4 separate regions of the Homo sapiens genome follow, and all the other regions are linked to region 1. The links are chromatin loops, found by intact Hi-C in ENCODE. Cell type or tissue: A673. All regions are shown on one strand. Region 1 overlaps KDM4B (lysine demethylase 4B). Region 2 has its middle 37 kb from the start of PTPRS. Region 3 overlaps KDM4B (lysine demethylase 4B). Region 4 has its middle 13 kb from the start of PTPRS.

Region 1 (5,000 bases):
AACAGCTGGTGGGGGGTGGATTCAGGCTGTGAGAGCAGCTCACGTTCATGTGTGTCTGGGCTCCTCTCGGCCTCTCAGCAGGCCATGAGCCTCTCCGGGGACTGCAGTGACTAATGTGTATTTTATGAGCTCTTGGGACAGGACGGGGTTTGTTTGCTTGTGGCATTAAGAATAGATGTGCCTGGTGGGTGGGGATTCCGTCCTTGTTTGCCTAGTTCTGAAAACTGTCTTCGTCTCCTCGGTCAGAAGCTGTGGAAGGGCTGTCACTGGGCCTTGGCTCCGGTACCATCGCTGGGTTAGCCCCAAGTGGTGACTGTTTTTCTCCTTCCGTGTCATTGACTTAGAGGCGTGTTAATTATGCACTCCCAAACTGCAGGCTTCACAACAAGGCCTCCACCCAGCAGGAAGCACGCAGCTCAGTGGAATCTGACAGGCCCTGCCTGCCTGGTGCACGCTGGCATGTGCGATGGGGCCCTTCCTGGAAGGGCCAAGCTGGCGGTGAGCCCTTCAGAAAAGGTGTCTGGGCTGGGTATGGCGGCTCATGCCTGCAGCCCCAGCGCTTGGAGGGGCCAAAGTGGGAGGGACCATTGAGCCCAGGAGTTCGAGACCAGCCTGGGCAACAGAGTGAGACTTCATCTCTACACAGAAAAAAGTAAAAATTAGCCAGGTGTGGTTTCTCACGCCTATAGCCTATAGTCCCAGGTACTCAGGAGACTGAGGCTGGAGGATTACCTGAGCCTGGGAGGTTGAGGCTGCAGTGAGCTATGATTCTGCCACTGCACTCCAGCCTGGGCAAGAATCTCACACAGGTTAAGACCAGCCCCTGGTCTGCAGGGTATGACCGGCCCCTGGGGGGGCCGCAGATACTGGGGTGGAGGAGGATGGGCAGCGACCCCTGGGACTCTGGGGAGAATTAGCCTGCACCCCAGGGCTCGCAGGTTCTGGGGGTGGCCGGGCGGTTGCCGACGCTGCTCTGCCGCCCCACAGGACGTGGCCCAGTGGAACATCGGGAGCCTCCGGACCATCCTGGACATGGTGGAGCGCGAGTGCGGCACCATCATCGAGGGCGTGAACACGCCCTACCTGTACTTCGGCATGTGGAAGACCACCTTCGCCTGGCACACCGAGGACATGGACCTGTACAGCATCAACTACCTGCACTTTGGGGAGCCTAAGTCCTGGTGAGTGTCTGCACTGGCCCTGCCGCCGGCCGGACCGAGAGCCCCTCGGGAGGGAGTCAATCCCGGGTACACGGCTGGGCGCCGTGGCAGGGGCCCCACCAGGTGAGGCCGCAAAGGTCGGCCTATGACGGCTGGAGATCTTCCGGACCGCCTGGGGTCACCCACCAGCTTTGGGGTGGGGGATGTGCACCCCCAGAGCCGAAGCTCCCAGGCCCCTAGAGCTTGCGCTTTGTACCCCGGAGTGCCCCCCATTGAGCTGTGAGCGGCCCCAGGTGTCCCCATGGCCAGGAGCGTGGTCTTGAGCCTCCTGAGCTGCCCAGGCTGTGCTGCCTCACAGCCAAGTGGAGACGTTCCTGGTGAAGGGACACTGTCCATGCTGCCCAGAGGGGCCTGGCCAGGATGACCCTGCAGCCGCTCCCTCGCAGTCTCCGCCCTGGCACGTCTGGGCCAGGCCCTACAGTTAGGAGGGCAGGGCGTGGCGCTGCAGGCCTGTGTGCAGTGTGGTGGACCTGCCCCTGCCCGGGAGGTGCCGGGTGCAGCGTGGGCGCTGCTGTGGCGGGCTGAGTTCCAGGACCTTCTCCTGGCTCCCTGTGCACGTCGCAGCGAGGCCGTGTGGGGGTGTGTGTGAATGTGCACGTGTGCGCGCGCATGTGAGTGCGCACGTGAGTGAGTGTGAGTATGCATGCGTGTGTGTGCCCCTGTGTCACCGGGCTCTGCTTGTGACTGCGGAACCTGCTGGGTGCTCCGCGGGGCTGCCCTGCACTGTCCTCCAAGGGCCGCTAGGTGGCGCTCCCGCCCTTCCCGGGGCCGCGCTCATGCCTGGAATCTTCCCAGGCCGTCCTCGCGCTGGAGGAGGACGGAGCCTTTGCCTGGAGGGCGTGGGAGCTCCGCCTTGCCTGGCCCTTCCCTGGGTTGGAGTTGTAAGCGGGGAGAGGGGGGGGCGGGGGAGAATGCTGTACCTCTTCGTTAAAAAAAAGCACAATGAGCAGGAAGGGGCGAGCTGTGCGCATCCTCACCTGCGTCCGAAGCGCAGATGGAGCCCAAGGGAAAGGCCCTGTAGAGGACCCCGTGTGACTTGGGGCAAAGCGTGGCCTCCCAGGGGTGCGTGGGCAGCGGGACGCCCATGGTGTGACCGGGTTTGTGCCTCCATAGGGACCGTCTGCCCTGTGCAGAGAGCCCCTGTGGGGCGGGAAGTGGCGAGCAGCCGGCAAGGAGGCCCAGCCAGACAGAAGCAGGGGGGTCAGGGACATGGGAGGTGGGGGACCAGCCAGTGAGTCAGACGTGAGGACTTCAGTGCCAAGGACTGCAGTGCCAGCAGCTCGGTCTCCTGTGAGGGGCCCCGGGGGTTGCTGGCTGTCGTGGGAGCCTGGGCTGGGGGAGACCCTGGGGCTGGGGCTGCTATGGGTCAGATGCCAGGGCCGGGGGTGCCTGCTGCTAGGTCAGAGGGGCCTCTGCGGGAGGAGGCGACAGTGGCTCCCTGGAGGCGGCAGTGGGGCCCGGCCACAGGCCGTCGGAGGGACTGACAGGGATGCGCCAGGAGCCGAGGGCCTCTCCTGAGCTGGTTCATCCAGGACGCAGCCTCTGAGGGCATCCCGCACCTCTCCCCGAATGCCCCTCACTGCACCCCTCCTCTGCTTCGCCTGGTGCCGCAGGCGTCCAGCTGCCACTCCCATGTCTACCCTTCCCCATGACCCGTCGTGGGAGATGGCTCAGGGGAGACAGCTGGGGCGGGGCAGCGTTGAGTAGGCAACAGTTCTTTCGGGAAGGGAATTCCGGAAGCGCCCTGACCTTGGTCTTGGTTTTTGCCCAGGAAGGGGTGGGGATGGCAGGGGTGGGGCCTGGCATGAGGGGCCTGAGAGGAGCCACAGTGTAGGCTCTAGCTGCAGGGCATGCCCTCAACCCCCCAGAGCTCCCCACTCGCCCCCACAGTCAGCTCAGCCTGCTTAGCACGCAGGGCCCCTTCCCTGCTCTCTCACCAGGGCTGAGGCGGGGCCCCAGATGTTCCCACGACACCCCATGCCTGCGACAGGCATAGACCAGGTGACCCCAGCATTAGCCAACGTCTACTACGGGCTATCAGTCCTCCCCAGCAGATGGTAGGGGCCCTGGTCACCCCGTGTCCCAGCTCCCAGCAGGGGCCTGGCACAGAGAGGCTTGGTGACTTGCCGGAGCCTCTTGGATCCTCACTGTGTGCTGTGGGAGCTGACTACCCCTCCAGGCTGCCCTCCCAACTTGCAGGGGGGTGGGGACAAGGTAACTGGAAAGAGTGTCTGGCCTCTGGTCCCTGGGCTGGGGTTCAGGAAGCTACTCAGGCCCCTGGGAGATGCTTCCCCCCTCTCCCTTCCTCGGGCCCTTGGGGTAGGTAGGGCTCCCAGCCAAGAGATCACCAAGGCTGCGCCCCGTCTGTCTCCCTCATTACACTGTTCCGCTTGCATCTGCAGCCGCTTAATTGCAACCATTTCAGAGTATTCCAGTGGGATTTTAAAGAAAGTGTCAATGTACTCAGGTTTACAGCATTTTATTAAAGCTTTCTGGGTCTGTTGCTACTTTGGTAGCTTGATTTGTGTGTCAAAGTGACGTGAACAGCCTGGTGTCAATAACAGGCAGAAACATGCTTCAAAAGGCTGGCTTCTGTGGTGCTCTCAGGCAGCGGGGCTAAGAATATCTGAAGAGACTGAGCGCCTCAAAATCTCTTTGGCAATGCGGATTGAAACCAGAGCCAGCACCTGCAACTTCCCCCCGCCAACTTCCCGCAGCCCCTTCTGTCACCCAGGCCGGGGGGGCCGGAGTGCAGGTGGGTGTGGGGAGGGTCCGAGCTTTCCACTTGACCCTGTATTCCAGGGTCTTCCTGGGTGGGGTGGTGGCCTGGGGTCGGTGTCCTGAAGGCTGTGCCCCATAGAAGCCACTGTCCCAGGCCACACTCCTTGCCATAGATCAAGACTCTCCTGGGGCCAGGCGCGGTGGTTTGCGCCTGTAATCCCAGCACTTTGGGAGGCTGAGGCGGTTGGATCATGAGGTCAGGAAATCGAGACCATCTTGGCTAACACGGTGAAACCCCGTCTCTACTAAAAATACAAAAAATGAGCCGGGTGTGGTGGCAGGTGCCTATAATCCCAGCTACTCGGGAGGCTGAGGCAGGAGAATGGTGTGAACCCAGGAGGCGGAGCTTGCAGTGAGCGGAGATCACACCCCTGCACTCCAGCCTGGGCGACAGAGTGAGACTCCGTCTCAAAATAAATAAAAAATAAATAAATAAAAAGACCCTCCTGGAACCTGGGGTGGGGGTGGTTTAGCCGAGCTGACCCTCCAAGGCCGGTCCTGCGGCTGTTCCCCTCCAGGCATCCCCTCCCCAACCTGCACCTGTGGCAGCCCCTGCAGGGCCCACCCTCCTGAGCCGCCCGGGCCAGGCACGAAACACAGGCGTCGCCACGAGGCTGAGCGCAGTGTCGCCAGCAGCATCACATGCCACATGCCCCTAGAAGAGAGTTCCAGGCCGGGGTGGGAGGATGTTGGGTCTCGGCCAGCCCTGAGAGAGTTGCTGGTCCCAGGGCACTTCTGGGTCATTCGGATTGTGCTGTGCACCCCAAAGAAGAGAGTGGAGTGGCCATCCCCCCTCGAGGGCCCTGGCCCACGCTGCCTGGGAAAGTGCCCACTGTTCAGTCCTGTGCACCCATGTGCCGGGCTGGGACCTGGCCGAGGCTTCGGGTCCCCTTTTGCCCCCAACCCATCAGACACCCTGCAGGGCAGTGTTGGGGTGTTTAGGGGACTGTGGGCCACCGCCAAGAGCAGAAGCTTTGGCTCTCACTGCAGCAGGGAAGC
Region 2 (5,000 bases), 330 kb after region 1:
AAGTTACAGTGAGCTATGATTGCACCACTGTACTCCAGCCTGAGTGACAGAGTGGGACCCTGTCTGAAAACAGAAGAACAAGAGGAAGAGGAAGAAAAAGAAGAAAGAGAAGGAGAAGGAGAGGGAGAGGGAGAGGGAGAAGGAGAGGAAGAGGAAGAAGAAGGAGAAGGAGAGGGAGAGGGAAAAGGAGAAGGAGAGGAAGAGGAAGGAGAAGGAGAAGAAGAAGGAGAGGGAGGAGGAGGAGCAGAGAAGAAGGAGAGGAAGAAGAAGAAGAAGAAGGAGGAGGAGGAGGAGGAGGAAGAAGAAGAAGGCTGATCCATGTATCCTGTCCTGGCAAGGGCTTTTTAGAGACAAGTACCAGAGGTCACCTAGGCTGGAATGCATTGGCGTGATCTTGGCTCACGACAGCCTCAAACTCCTGGACTCAAGTGATCCTCCCACCTCAGCCTCATAAGTAGCTGGAACTACCAGTGAACACCACCAGGCCTGGCTAATTTTTTTTTTTTTTTTTTTTTGACAGAGTCTTGCTCTGTCGCCCAGGTTGGAGTGCAGTGGTAGTAGCTGGGACTACAGGTGCGTGCCACCATGCCCGGCTAATTTTTTGCATTTTTAGTAGAAATAGGGTTTCACCATGTTAGCCAGGATGGTCTCAATCTCCTGACCTCGTGATATGCCTGCCTCGGCCTCCCAAAGTGCTGGGATTACAGGCGTGAGCCACCACGCCCAGCTCGGGCCTGGCTAATTTTTTATAGGGACAAGGTCTTACTATGTTGCCCAGGCTGATCTCGAACTCCTGGGCCCAAGCAATCCTCCCACCTCGGCCTCCCAAAATGTTGGGATGTCAGGCAAGAGTCACTGCACCTGGGCAGAATCACCAGTTCTTTGATGCCCATGTCTGCACTCCTACTCTCTCTGTCCTCATTTGTTCATTTATTCACTCAACAACCGTTGTGTGCATGGCCCCGTTCTAGACACTGAAGACTCAGCAGAGATCAAGAGAGACAATATTTCCTGTACTTCTGGAACTCATGGAAGCTGGAGAGAGACAGAATTTGCAAGTAAGCAAAATAAATCGATCATTTCATTGTTGTTGTTGTTGTTGAGATGGAATCTCACTCTGTCGCCCAGGCTAGAGGGCAGTGGCGCAGTCTTGGTTCACTGCAACCTCCACCTTCCAGGTTCAAGCGATTCTCCTGCCTCAGCCTCCTGAGTAGCTGGGACTACAGGCGTGCACAACTACGCCCAGCTAATTTTTGTGTTTTTAGTAGAGATGGGGTTTCACCACATTGGCCAGGCTGGTCTTGAACTCCTGATCTCAAGTGATTCGCCCACCTTGGCCTCCCAAAGTACTGGGATTACAGGCATGAGCCACTGCACCCCGCCAAAAATGATCATTTCAGACAGTGATAACTGATGAACAGAAGTGAAACTGGGTGAGGTGGAAAAAAGTGATAGGTTGGAGGGATGCAGTTTTAGCTGGGGTGGTCCGGGAGGGCCTGTCTGAGGAGGTGACATTTGAGATGAGACCTGAATGATCAGAAGGAGCCAGCTGTGAGAACATGTGGAGGAAGGGTGTTCCAAGTAGAGGGAACAGTCTGTGCAAAGGCCCTGAGGCAGGACAGTGCCTGGGGCATTGGAGGAACAGTGAAGAGGCCTGTGTGGCTGGAGCAGAGTGAGGAAGGGGAGAGAGGGAGAAGGGGAGGGCAGGGAAGGGGCAGGAGGACAGGTCATGCAGGGCCTTGTGGGTTGCAAAAAGGACTTGGGGCCGGGCACGGTGGTTCACGCCTGTAATTCTAGTACCTTGGGAGGCCAAGGTGGGTGGATCTCTTGAGATCAGGAGTTCAAGATCAGCCTGACCAACATGGTGAAACTCTGTCTCTACTAAAAATACAAAAATGAGCCAGGTGTGGTGGCAGGCACCTATAGTCCCAGCTACTCCTGAGGCTGAGGCAGGAGAATCGCTTGAACCCAGGAGGCGGAGGTTGCAGTGAGCCGAGACTGTACCACTGCACTCCAGCCTGGGTGACAGAGCGAGACTCCATGTCAAAAAAAAAAAAAAAGGGACTTGGGCTTTGACCCTGAGGAAGGTGGGAACCATGGGGGGCTGCGGGCAGAGGAGGGACAGGCCCTGACTCAGGTGCTCACAGGCACCCTCTGGTGGCTGCAATGGGGAGGACAGACTGCGGCAGGTAAGGGTAGGAGCCGGGGAATCAGGACTGAGGCAACTGCACGAGTCCAGGTGGGCAGTGATGGGGGCTGGACCTGGTGGAGACCACAGAAGGAGGAAGAGGATGAGGTTATACACATTCCACCTCACCTCCCTCCACCATGAGTGGCTCACCTGCAGGGCAGTGGCATGTCCCCAGCACCACCAGCACCACAAGCTCATGAATCCCCAGAGTCACTGCAGCTGCAAAACTCTTAGCTAGGAGTGCCCTCAGAGGCCCAGAGATGTCCAGTGTCACCCGCAGGTCGCCCGATGAACTGGATGCAGAGCCAGAACTTGTGCCCTTGGTGCCACCTCCCCTCTGGCTCAGCTGTGCTCTGCCATCTCTTCCAGGGACAAAGATTAGGAGTTTGTTTACTGATACTATTTTTATTGATCTTTTTTTAAAACAAGTGCTCAGCAAAAAAGATGCACTTAGCCAAACTGCTCCTATGATATCTGTGGGAATTCCTCTAAGCTGTCCCAGGCGTGGGGACTATTGGGTGGCAAAAGCACAGAACTTGATCTCTTCAGATTTCTTTTTAATTTATTATTATTATTATTATTATTATTATTTTTGAGACGGAGTTTTGCTCTTGTTGCCCAGGCTGGAGTGCGGTGGTGCCATCTCAGCTCACTGCAACCTCCAGCTCCTGGGTTCAAGCGATTCTCCTGCCTCAGCCTCCCGAGTAGCTGGGGTTACAGGAGCCCATCACCACTCCCAGGTAATTTTTTGTATTTTTAGTAGTGATGGGGTTTCATCATGTTGGCCAGACTGGTCTCTAACTCCTGACCTCAGGTGATCCACCCGCCTCGGCCTCCCAAAGTGCTGGGATTATAGGCGTGAACCACTGTGCGTGGCCCAGGTATTTTTTAAATTTTATTTTAAGTTCCAGGATATATGTGCAGGTTTGTTACATAGGTAAATGTGTGCCATGGTGGTTTGCTGCACCTATCAACCCATCATCTAGGTATTAAGCCCTGCATGCATTAACTATTTATCCTGATGCTCTCCCTCCCCCGATTCCCCCAACAGGCCTCAGGGTGTGTTGCTCCCCTCCCTGTGTCCATGTGTTCTCATTTTTCAGCTTCCACTTATAAGTGAGAACATGCAGTGTTTGGTTTTCTGTTCCGGTGTTAGTTTGCTGAGGATGATGGCTTCCAGCTCCATCTATGTCCCTGCAAAGGACATGATCTCGTTCCTTTTTATGGCTGCATAGTATTCCATGGTGTATGTGTACCACATTTTCTTTATCCAGTCTATCATTGATGGGCATTTGGGTTGATTCCATGTCTTTGCTATTGTGAATAGTGCTGCAAAGAATGTACACATGCATGTATCCTTATAATAGAATGATTTATATTCCTTTGGGTATATACCCAGTAATAGGATTGCTTGGTCAAATAGTATTTCCGATTCCAGATCCTTGAGGAATTGCCACACTGTCTTCCTCAATGGTTGAACGAATTTACATTCCTGCCAACAATGTGAAAGCGTTCCTATTTCTCCACAGCATCACCAGCATCTGTTGTTTCTTGACTTTTTAATAATCACTATTCTGACTGGCGTGAGATGGTATCTCATTGTGTGTGTGTTTTTTTGTTTGTTTGTTTTAGACGGAGTCTCACTCTGTCACCAGGCCAGAGTGCAGTGGTACGATCTCGGCTCACTGCAACCTCCAACTGGTTTTGATCTCCTGACCTCGTGATCCACCCGCCTCGGCCTCCCAAAGTGCTGGGATTACAGGCGTGAGCCACCGCACCTGGCCTCGCATTGTGGTTTTGATTAGATCTCTCCAGATTTTGTTTCCAGCTGTCATATAGGGTGATCAGCTCATCCAGGTTTGCCCAGGACTTTCCTGTTTTTAGCACCAAAATTCCCTCATCCTAGAGAACTCAGCTGCAAACCGATGGTTGGTTATGTTACGATCACAAGGAAACCATGTGAGATACTGAGTAGGTGGGATGGGGGTTCCTCAGATAGAGTTGGTAACAGTTTGTCCCTCATCCGGTTATGCAAAGAGTCATCGTGATAATGCATGTCCTGGTATATAGTAAGCAATTAATAAATGCTGGCTTTTGGAGGTTGAGGCTGCAGTGAGCTATGATTTTGTCACTGTGCTCCAGCCTGGGTGACACAGGGAGACCCCATCTCTTAAAAAGATTTTTTTTATTTAAAAAAATGGTGGCTCTTGCAAGGCAGGTGAGATGTTGAGGGCTTGTCATAAGGGCACCTATTTGTCGGAGGGAGTGTTTCAAGCCCCTTCTAAAAAGCAAAAAGTAGGCTGGGTGCAGTGGCTCATGCCTGTAATCCCAGTACTTTGGGAGGCCAAGGGGCAGAACATTTGAGCCCAGGAGTTCGACTCCAGCCTAAGCAACATGGTGAAACCCTGTCTCTACCAAAAATACAAAAATTAGTCAGGCATGGTGGCGCATGCCTGTAATCCCAGCTACTTGGGAGGCTGAGGCAGGAGGATTGCTTGGACCCAGAAGGCGGAGGTTGCAGCGAGCCGAGATCGCACCAGTGGGCTGCAGCCTGGGTGACAGAGCGAGACCCGGTCTAAAAAATAAAAATAAAAAATAAAAGCAAAAAGTGACCTTGGACAGTCCAGCTCAGGATAGAGGAATGACACTCACGCTAAGACCCAGTGTGTTTTCCTAATGTAATATGCAAGTCCTCTCTCGCTCTATAACATTCCATAGCTCCCACTGCCCTCTAGAGTAAATCCACCCCTCTCCCTTACAGACCCCAATAACCTGTGTGACTTTGTCCTACAACTCCTGAATTACCCTT
Region 3 (5,000 bases), 110 kb after region 1:
GACCCTCAGCCCGGCGGGGAGGCCATGGCATGCCCCGGGCGTTCGCTTGCTGTGAATTCCTGTCCTCGTGTCCCCGACCCCCGAGAGGCCACCTCCAAGCCGCGGGTGCCCCCTAGGGCGACAGGAGCCAGCGGGACGCCGCACGCGGCCCCAGACTCAGGGAGCAGGGCCAGGCGGGCTCGGGGGCCGGCCAGGGGAGCACCCCACTCAACTACTCAGAATTTTAAACCATGTAAGCTCTCTTCTTCTCGAAAAGGTGCTACTGCAATGCCCTACTGAGCAACCTTTGAGATTGTCACTTCTGTACATAAACCACCTTTGTGAGGCTCTTTCTATAAATACATATTGTTTAAAAAAAAGCAAGAAAAAAAGGAAAACAAAGGAAAATATCCCCAAAGTTGTTTTCTAGATTTGTGGCTTTAAGAAAAACAAAACAAAACAAACACATTGTTTTTCTCAGAACCAGGATTCTCTGAGAGGTCAGAGCATCTCGCTGTTTTTTTGTTGTTGTTTTAAAATATTATGATTTGGCTACAGACCAGGCAGGGAAAGAGACCCGGTAATTGGAGGGTGAGCCTCGGGGGGGGGGCAGGACGCCCCGGTTTCGGCACAGCCCGGTCACTCACGGCCTCGCTCTCGCCTCACCCCGGCTCCTGGGCTTTGATGGTCTGGTGCCAGTGCCTGTGCCCACTCTGTGCCTGCTGGGAGGAGGCCCAGGCTCTCTGGTGGCCGCCCCTGTGCACCTGGCCAGGGGAAGCCCGGGGGTCTGGGGCCTCCCTCCGTCTGCGCCCACCTTTGCAGAATAAACTCTCTCCTGGGGTTTGTCTATCTTTGTTTCTCTCACCTGAGAGAAACGCAGGTGTTCCAGAGGCTTCCTTGCAGACAAAGCACCCCTGCACCTCCTATGGCTCAGGATGAGGGAGGCCCCCAGGCCCTTCTGGTTGGTAGTGAGTGTGGACAGCTTCCCAGCTCTTCGGGTACAACCCTGAGCAGGTCGGGGGACACAGGGCCGAGGCAGGCCTTCGGGGCCCCTTTCGCCTGCTTCCGGGCAGGGACGAGGCCTGGTGTCCTCGCTCCACCCACCCACGCTGCTGTCACCTGAGGGGAATCTGCTTCTTAGGAGTGGGTTGAGCTGATAGAGAAAAAACGGCCTTCAGCCCAGGCTGGGAAGCGCCTTCTCCAGGTGCCTCTCCCTCACCAGCTCTGCACCCCTCTGGGGAGCCTTCCCCACCTTAGCTGTCTCCTGCCCCAGGGAGGGATGGAGGAGATAATTTGCTTATATTAAAAACAAAAAATGGCTGAGGCAGGAGTTTGGGACCAGCCTGGGCTATATAGCAAGACCCCATCACTACAAATTTTTTACAAATTAGCTAGGTGTGGTGGTGCGCACCTGTGGTCCCAGCTACTCGGGAGGCTGTGGTGGGAGGATTGCTTGAGTCCAGGAGGTTGAGGCTGCAGTCAGCTCAGATTGCACCACTGCACTCCAGCCTGGGCAACAGAGCGAGACCCTGTCTCCAAAAAAAAAAAAAAGCAATGTTTATATTATAAAAGAGTGTCCTAACAGTCCCCGGGCTAGAGAGGACTAAGGAAAACAGAGAGAGTGTTACGCAGGAGCAAGCCTTTCATTTCCTTGGTGGGGGAGGGGGGCGGTTGCCCTGGAGAGGGCCGGGGTCGGGGAGGTTGGGGGGTGTCAGCCAAAACGTGGAGGTGTCCCTCTGCACGCAGCCCTCGCCCGGCGTGGCGCTGACACTGTATTCTTATGTTGTTTGAAAATGCTATTTATATTGTAAAGAAGCGGGCGGGTGCCCCTGCTGCCCTTGTCCCTTGGGGGTCACACCCATCCCCTGGTGGGCTCCTGGGCGGCCTGCGCAGATGGGCCACAGAAGGGCAGGCCGGAGCTGCACACTCTCCCCACGAAGGTATCTCTGTGTCTTACTCTGTGCAAAGACGCGGCAAAACCCAGTGCCCTGGTTTTTCCCCACCCGAGATGAAGGATACGCTGTATTTTTTGCCTAATGTCCCTGCCTCTAGGTTCATAATGAATTAAAGGTTCATGAACGCTGCGAAACCCCGTTCCATGCCCCGGCAAGTGTCTTCATTTCTGAGCCTGTGCTAGGGGGACTGATGTTGGGGCCTCCCTGGGGTGGGGCTGCCTGCGCCCCGTTCTCCCGGGAGAAGGTTTGCTTCCAGAGCTGGATGTCCCTCCCCTCCCACTCTCCAGGGTCCCCAACACACCCCCACACACCCAGGGGCAGCTGTCATGCCCCTCATGCTGTGGCCAGGCTGGGTGGCTGGGGCAGCGGACCCCATGATTCCCCCTCAGTTCTCTGGAGGCCTGGCCCTGGCCTCACTCGTCCCAGCCAGCAGCTGCCCTGTCCCTGTCCCCCATCCGGTTCTGGTTACATCTGAGCCCCGAGAGCATTGCTTGTGGTGGTGGTGGCTGGCAGACGTGCTAGGCGCTGGGGCTCACGGCCCTGGATGGCCACTGGGACCCAGCAGTCCTGGCCTGGGTCACTCAGTGCCCAGCCCCACCAGGCCTGGAGTCGGCAGAGGGGACACGGGAGACCTGAGCCTCCCTCAGGGAGGTGACCCTCCTGTGCCTGGTGTGCGGCAAGAACATGAAGAGGCCCCTGTGGCTGGAGCAGAGGGAGGCAGGGGAGAGGGGGAGGAGGGGAGGCAGGGTGTGCAGGCCCTTGTGGGTCTCGGGAAGGACTTGGGCTTTGACCCTGAGGGAGGTGGGAGCCATGGAGGGGTGTGGGCAGGGGAGGGATGGGCCCTGACTCAGGTGCTCACAGGCGCCCTCTGGTGATTGCTGTGGGGAGGAGACGGGGTAAGGGCAGAAGCTAGGGACCAGGGCAGGGGTCAGGTGTAGTGAGAAGTGGGTGGATTCTGGATGCATTTTCAGTGCAGAGCCAATAGGATTCGCAGATCACCCGAGCCCCTGGAAGGAGGCGTTGAGCTGGGAGGGGGTTGGATTTGAACACCAGACGTCCAGGTGAAGGTGCTGGGTCTGGGGAGGCCGCCCCAAGGCAGGTGGTCAGGGGCCGTCAGCTGGCAGGTGTTGGAACTAGAGGATGAAGTCACCTGCAGGGAGTGGGTGGAGGTGGGGTGGGACCCAGGACTGGGCCCTGGGTGTCTGTGGTGGGACGGGGGCTGGGACACCCGGAGAAACCCAGGCCCAGCAGCCAGGGCTCGGGGGGACGCGGCCAGGCCATCCCTCCCTGGGCCCCGGCGTTCCCTCTGCAGAAGGAGTGTCCACCTGCCTGCTGTGCCGAGGGCTTGTGTCCTGAACAGAGGGTGCCCTTGACAAAAAAGCTTCATCCACCTACTGCCCCCAGCACCGACTCTCCTTTCTGGGGCCCTCTCGCCTCCAGCATCCTCTCAACACCACCAGGACTCAGTTCCCCTGTGTGCTGCAGGTGGGGAGGAGGGATCCAGGGTGGGGTGAAGCCCGTGGCCACAGGAGGCTTGGATGCTCCACCTGCTGCGATTTCCCGACAAAGACTGTGTCCCTCTTTTCTCCATCTCGAAAGCCTTCCCTGTGTGCGGGGACAGACACAGCCTGAAACCAAAGCCTCTGGGGTGCCCCCCCGCCCGCCCTAGGCCCTGTGAGGTCAGCGTCCCTGGGCCTCCCCAAGCTGGCAGAGGGGCCGTGGCAGGAGCAGGTGGTGCCTGCAGCGTCCTTTCCATTGTTCTCCAAAACGCTCTAAAACGGGAAGGCTATTTGGGACAGGCTGTTGCTGTCTGCCGAGCAGAGTAAAGATGAGTGGATAGGTCCCCAAAAGTGTCACCGTGCGGAGCCGATGAGGTCTGCACTCGGGCCGGGGTGGGTGCCCCGATGCCGAGGTCTCGTATCTCGGGGCAGTGTGTGAGACTCCGTAATCAGCACCTGAGTTTGGTTCATTTATTCCAGCTGCAATATTTTTATGCAACCTCTGTGCCAGGCTCTGGGGACACTGCTGAGGAAAAGGGAGAAAAAAACAAAAATACATCTTTAATGCATGCTCTGAAAGACAAGAACGGGGTCAGAGATGGAGGGTAAGTGGTGGTCGGTCACAGACCACCAGAAGGGTGTCAGTGGACACCCTTTTTATTAAAGAGGGACTCTTAAACAGATATGACCCCCCGATGGGACGGCAGATCAGAGAATCAGGCTGTGGGTACATTGTGTTGAGAGCAGGCACCTTCTAGGGCAAGGCCTGGCAACCTACAGCCCTCCGACCAAATGCAGCCCGCCACCTGTTTTTGTCAATAAAGTTTTGTTGGCACATGGACATGCCCATTCATTTACATATGACAGCTGGCGCCCCGACAACAGCAGACCTGAAGAGTCACTGCAGAGCCCACCTGGCCTGCAAAGCCCAATGTATTTAGAATCTGGCCCTTTATGGGAAAGAATGTGCTCAGCCCTGACTTAGAAGAAGTGGGTGGTGGCAGCCTCCACCCTTTCTCTATGCCTGCAACAAAATGTTCTCCCATAGGGACAGCCCCTCAGTGCCCAGGTCCACCTTGGCTCTCAAAGGCTTCCAGTTAGATGGACAGTGGGCAGCCAACTGCCCCCGCTGCCACCCGCAGGAGCGGGTGGAAAAAGGAGGCTTTGACCAGGGACTTTGATTCATCTGTCCATCTGTCCGACCCACTGGGGGTGCTCTGCCCTCTACCCTTGGGCCACCTGCTGCCCAAGTGCTGGGGTCGGGGAGAGCCTGACACACTCAGCCTCCGACCCCTGCAGCTGCCCCCCACCAACCCCACCATTCACGGATTGGGCTCCCTCCCCTTCTGCAATGGAGAGTTCTGGCTCCCACTCCACCACGGTCAAGATTCACGGCTCCCATGACGGTGCTAAGATCCCGATGTGTCTCCCTCTCTCCCTGTGGCCACCGCCCCGACTCCTCCCACAACCTCAAATTGTCCCCTGGCCCCATGAGGCAGCTCTGGAACTCAAGAGTCACAGCCTGGTCATGATCATCAGGGAGAGAAGCTCCCAGGGACTCCCAGGG
Region 4 (5,000 bases), 310 kb after region 1:
CACACACACATACACACACATATACACAATTCAAGATGAGATTTGAGTGGGGATATGGCCAAACCATATTAGTTACCTAAAAGCAAACAAGTGGATGTAAATAAAATATTAAGTAACTGATGGTATGCACAGCACAGGAGGAAGTTTTTTGAGGAGGACTAAAGTGAGGACAGGTTGAATCACCTCCTTGAAATGTGCTGACACCCAGGCAGCATGGGCTTTCATAGACCCATTTTACAGTGGAAGAAACTGAGGCTTGGGGTGGTGGAGTCACTGGCCCAGGGACATGTTTGGAACACAGGTCAGCCCTACTACAGAAGCTGTGCTCTTTCCTTCCCTGGCGGTCCTGCCTCTGGATGTTTTCTCGAACTGTTCCAACCAGCTGGCTTTTCCTCTGCCCATCTCTGCCACTTTTTGCCCCTGCCACCTCCAGGAAGCCCTCCTGACTCTTCCAGCCCATTGCCCCTGGGTCTTTCATCACTATGACAGCTGGGCTGGGGTCTGGCACAGGAAGGGGCTTATCTACCTGTCCCACAGAAGAGAGCACACCATGGAGCTGGCCGGATACCTGTTGAGTTTGTGAGACCTTGCATTGGTGTGAAAAGGGTTAACTCACTTCATTTGCATACTGTGCCCAGATTCGTCTTGGGAATACACTGCAGCATAATTGAAGAGAGGAAGGGGAGTTGCAGATACCCTGGAGGGGTGGATGAAGGGGAAAGGGCTTATTCTGAGCAAAACGAGAGGATCCTGAGCTGGGGGAGGGGAAAGGATGTAGGGCACAGATCACCCTAACTGTTGTGGGGCCACTGAGAATGATATTCTTCTTCCCAGGGCACACCAACTTCTTTTTTCCTGCATGTTTTCCATATTTTTCCCTCAGACTATAATAAGGTTAATCTTGGTTTACATAGTTCGGACACATAGCACATCCTTCTGAAAGTTGAGCAAACAGCAATCTTAATGGGCAATTCAACCCACTCCGTGTTAACCACTATGCAGACCAGCGTGTAAGTCAATCAATAAATATCCATGAGCGGCTTCTAGTTGAGTTTAATCACATGCAGTTCTTAGAGTAGCACACGGCACATAGCAGGCACTTAATAGATGTCACCATTTTTTTGGTTTGTTTTTAAGACGGAGTCTCGCTATTTCACCCAGGCTGGAGTGCAGTGGCGCGATCTTGGCTCCCTGCAACCTCCGCCTCCCGGGTTCAAGCGACTGTCCTGCCTCAGCCTCCCAAGTAGTTGGGACTACAGGGCCGCACCACCATGCCTGGCTAATTTTTGTATTTTTAGTAGAGATGAGGTTTTGCCATGTTGGCCAGGCTGGTCTCGAAGTCCTGACCTCAGGTGATCTGCCGGCCTTGGCCTCCTAAAGTGTTGGGATTACAAGCGTGAGCCACCGTGCCCGGCCGATATTGTTATTTCACACCTTCAGAGGAGACAGCAGGCGTGGATGTGAACTTAACCCTCCCGCTGCCACCCTTGCTGGCTCCCACCCACCCTGGCCCACAGGGAATGGCTTGGACCAGGAGGCTGAGACCATGAGACGGCGAGTGGGATCGTCCTGGCAGCGGAGATGTTGCTCAGGATAAAACGGGAAGGGCTAAATAAATCTGCTTGAGATGTGTCCCAATTACCCGCTCAAACTCCTCTGCCTGTGCCTGGCACTCTGGGGCCCTGGAGAGGGGAGTTTTTCTGATGCCCTAGAGGCTCGGGGCTGCTGCAGCATTTCAGATGCAGCACACCAGTCCCCCAGCCTGTGGTCCCTGTCCTTGTCCCCCAATATTGTCATAACTTTTTTTGGGGAGCGGAGGAACAGAAAGAAACCCAAATATTGGGATGTTTCTGAGCTGGGAAGGCCCCGACATAGAACAACAGAACCTTCCATTGGATGACCACTTGTTATGTGCTGTGGGCCAAGACCTTCCCAGGCAGCTGGGCAGCAAAAATCCACGCTATGAGATCAGACTGATTATTTTTGTTCCCTTTTTGCAGCTGAGCAAACTGAGGCTCAGAGAGGAAAGGGTGGTACTGACCCTCCAATAGCTTGGGAGAGGCAGGGCTGGGCTTCCGGCCTTAGGTCTGACTCCGGCTCATTCCTTAATTCATGAATGCAGCCAACGGATATTTATTGAGCAACTCCCAAGTGCCAGGTACTGTTCTAGGCACCAGGAAAAAGCAGGGAACAAAACAGGCCAATATCTCCAGCCCTCACGTGCTGACTTTTTTAATGGGGGAGATGAACCAGATTTAAAAAAAAAAAAATGTACCACGGGTCAGATGGGACATACCAGGGAGGAACATGGAACAGGAAACAGGAAGGGTTGGGGGTGTCATTATACATAGGTGGTCACAGAAGGCCTCACTGTGATGGGTTTTTTGTTTATTATTATTATTATTTCGAGACAGCATCTCACTCTGTCACCCAGGCTGGAGTGCAGTGGCACAATCTCAGCTCACTACAACCTTCACCTCCCGGGTTCAAGCAATTCTCCTGCCTCAGCCTCCTGAGTAGCTGGGATTCCAGGCATGCACCACCACACTGGCTAATTTTTGTATTTTTAGTAGAGACGGGGTTTCACCATGTTGGCCAGGCTGATCTTGAACTCATCGCCTCAAGCGATCTGCCCGCCTTGCCTCCCAAAGTGCTGGGATTACAGGCATGAGCCACTGCACCCGGCCCATCACTGTGATGTTTGAACAGAGGCCAGGATGAAGTGGGAGAAGAGCTTTCCAGGCAGATGGCACAGCCCATGCAAAGGCCCTGGGGCAGGACCGTGCCTGGCGTGTTGGAGGATCAGCAAGGAGGCCCATGTAGCTGGAGCAGAGTGAGGAGTGGGAAAGAGGGAGTAGAAAAGGCAGGAACAGGGCAGGGTGTGCAGGGCCTTCTTGGCCACAGGAAGACTTGGGCTTTTCCCCTGAGGGAGGCGGGAGCCATGGAGGGTCATAGGCAGAGGAGGGGCAGGACCTGATTCAGATGCTCACAGGTGCCCTCTGGCTGCTGTTGCGGGGAGGACAGACTGTGAGGAGGCAGGGTGGGACTCAAGGGACCAGGGTGGAGATGACTACACTGGCCCAGGTGGGCAATGCTGGGGCTGGATCCAGGGAGAGGCTGAGGGAGTGGGAGAAGTAGCCAGTCTGGGGACAGACAGAGACAGAGTGACCCTCAGCCAAGCTTCTGACCCGCTTGCAGGCTTTCTGGGGCCTGGACAACCTGCAGGCACCAATGAGGGCCACATGCTCATCATTAACCCAGATGATGGGGGTTCAGGGGGCTGCTGCCTGATCAGGATTTGACCCACGGGTGTGCACCAATCAGAGTTAGTACACAGAACTCCCAAGTCTCCTGGCCTCTCCAGCTGCTACCCCCAGGCCCTGTGCAGCAAGGTCGAGGAGGACACACCCCCACCCCCAGACCGGGCCGCCTGTGCCCCCAGTGACTCTGTGTATTGGCTCCTGTTCTACCCTTTTGCATAGCTGTGCATTCCCCTGAGCACTTTAGCAGGAGCCCCCAGAGGGCGGAGCAGGAGGCACCGGTGACATCATTCTCAGGGCCAGCCACTCCCAGTGTGCACCAGACCTGATCAAGATCCAAAGACGACCAGAGTTCCCAGATGACACTGGGGCTGCAGGCGGTGCCTGAAATAGCATTTCACAAGTGCAGCCTCTGTTCCAGGCACTGTTCCTGGGGCTTTGCAATGACCCCTGCCCTCGCAGTCCTAGGTCTGTGCTGTTACTGCCATATTTTATGGGCGAGACGCAGAAAGCCTGAGCACCAGCCCATGCCTGCACAACACAGCCAGGACTGGAAACTGTCTCTGGGCAAAGGCTGTCCCTAGGTCTCTGGTGGGAGCCCGCTCTGCCCTCAAATCAAGGGAAAGGTGAGGGGCCTGAGAGGTCAGTAATCAGTGGATTTCTCAGAGCAGAGATCCCTTCCCAATACGAACTAGACTTGCATACTTCCAGGGATGGGACCCTCACTCCCTGTACAGGAGAGGTGCCTTGGTTTTGGACAATGCTGAGAGTTAGACAATGTTTCCTTTCAGCCACTTGGGCTCCCTCTCCTTCTTTTAATCTCCCTCCTTTGACTCTGCTCCTCCTCTTCGGAAACTGCGCAGAAAAAAAATCGCCCTCTCCCCTCCTTTCCTCTCTTCTCCATCCTTCCTCTTTCTTTCCTCTCCCTCCACATCTTTCTCTACTTCCTCCCCCCCATCTCCCTTTCTCCTTCCTGTCCCTTTTTCCTCTCTCTTCTCCTCTCCATTCTCCCACCCCTTCCTCCCCTCCTCTCCTCTCCTCTTCCTCCATGAAATATTTTCAGCTGTTCCTCTGAGTATCAGAACTTGATAGAAAAGATGATTCCCCGAATTTGGAGTCAGACACTTCACTGCCTCAAAACTGTGTCGCCCTGGGCAAGTCATATCATCTCTTTGAGCCTCCATTTCCTCATCTGTTAAAAAAAAAAAAAAAAGTGATATTCCCTGTTTTGGTTTCCCCTGTAGCCTCAGTGACTAGCTCAGGGCCTGGGACACAGTAGTTGCTCAATAAGTGTTTGCCAAATGAATGAATGTTGGCACCCTTTCTTTTTCCTTTCACTTCTGGGCCCATTGATTATTCCTTGTGTGCCCCAAATCCAACCCTGCTCAAGAGAGGGCTTGGCTGGACCTTGTGACCAGTGTGGAACTGAAAAATTAGACAAAGTCTGCCTCCTGGCTTTCTTCCTCGTTGAACAATTTGCATTTAAATCATGAACTGTAATAGTTAGTTATGTCATTAGCTGCTTAACATGTCTTCCCACGCATTCTGTGTGCCAAGAGGGCAGGGCGGGGAGTTTTATTCACATTGTTCATGCTTGTAGTTCCAGCACCTCGGACAGCACCTGTCACACATTAGGTGCTCAATAAATGCCTGTGTGGTGGCTGAGGGGTGGGGTGGGAGGATGAACATAGCATGCTATAACCTTTTCTGCTTCCTTTTTCCTTATGCTCCAATCTATGA

The links. Peaks named below come from ENCODE experiments on the same cell type or tissue, not always from the same donor. Only the 100,000 strongest peaks of a DNase experiment are listed, where the experiment ranks them.
Region 2: a loop joins it to region 1, with 13 times the contacts of the local background. A loop is called at or near these places in 13 of 110 quality-filtered maps.
Region 3: a loop joins it to region 1, with 3 times the contacts of the local background. A loop is called at or near these places in 39 of 110 quality-filtered maps.
Region 4: a loop joins it to region 1, with 3 times the contacts of the local background. A loop is called at or near these places in 6 of 110 quality-filtered maps.

What each region holds. Positions count from the first base shown.
Region 1 is chr19:5,046,489-5,051,488 of GRCh38, forward strand. It overlaps KDM4B (lysine demethylase 4B), which reads left to right. Exons shown (of 23, transcript NM_015015.3): 6 at 988-1,181. Among named protein-coding and RNA genes, the nearest start is that of KDM4B, 80 kb to the left of the region's middle. RefSeq lists enhancers at 126-929, 2,423-3,025. In A673, a CTCF peak has its summit at 1,945 (motif pointing right); DNase peaks (open chromatin) are centred at 143, 2,033, 2,403 and 3,703; H3K27ac peaks cover 3,278 bases.
Region 2 is chr19:5,375,511-5,380,510 of GRCh38, forward strand. No RefSeq gene overlaps it. Among named protein-coding and RNA genes, the nearest start is that of PTPRS, 37 kb to the left of the region's middle. In A673, a CTCF peak has its summit at 2,162 (motif pointing left); no DNase peak of the experiment used is centred here.
Region 3 is chr19:5,151,531-5,156,530 of GRCh38, forward strand. It overlaps KDM4B (lysine demethylase 4B), which reads left to right. Exons shown (of 23, transcript NM_015015.3): 23 at 1-2,068. Among named protein-coding and RNA genes, the nearest start is that of PTPRS-AS1, 24 kb to the right of the region's middle. RefSeq lists enhancers at 1-505, 2,436-2,936 and a silencer at 2,694-2,753. In A673, a CTCF peak has its summit at 2,825 (motif pointing left); no DNase peak of the experiment used is centred here.
Region 4 is chr19:5,351,679-5,356,678 of GRCh38, forward strand. No RefSeq gene overlaps it. Among named protein-coding and RNA genes, the nearest start is that of PTPRS, 13 kb to the left of the region's middle. In A673, a CTCF peak has its summit at 2,994; DNase peaks (open chromatin) are centred at 963, 3,003 and 4,833; H3K27ac peaks cover 491 bases.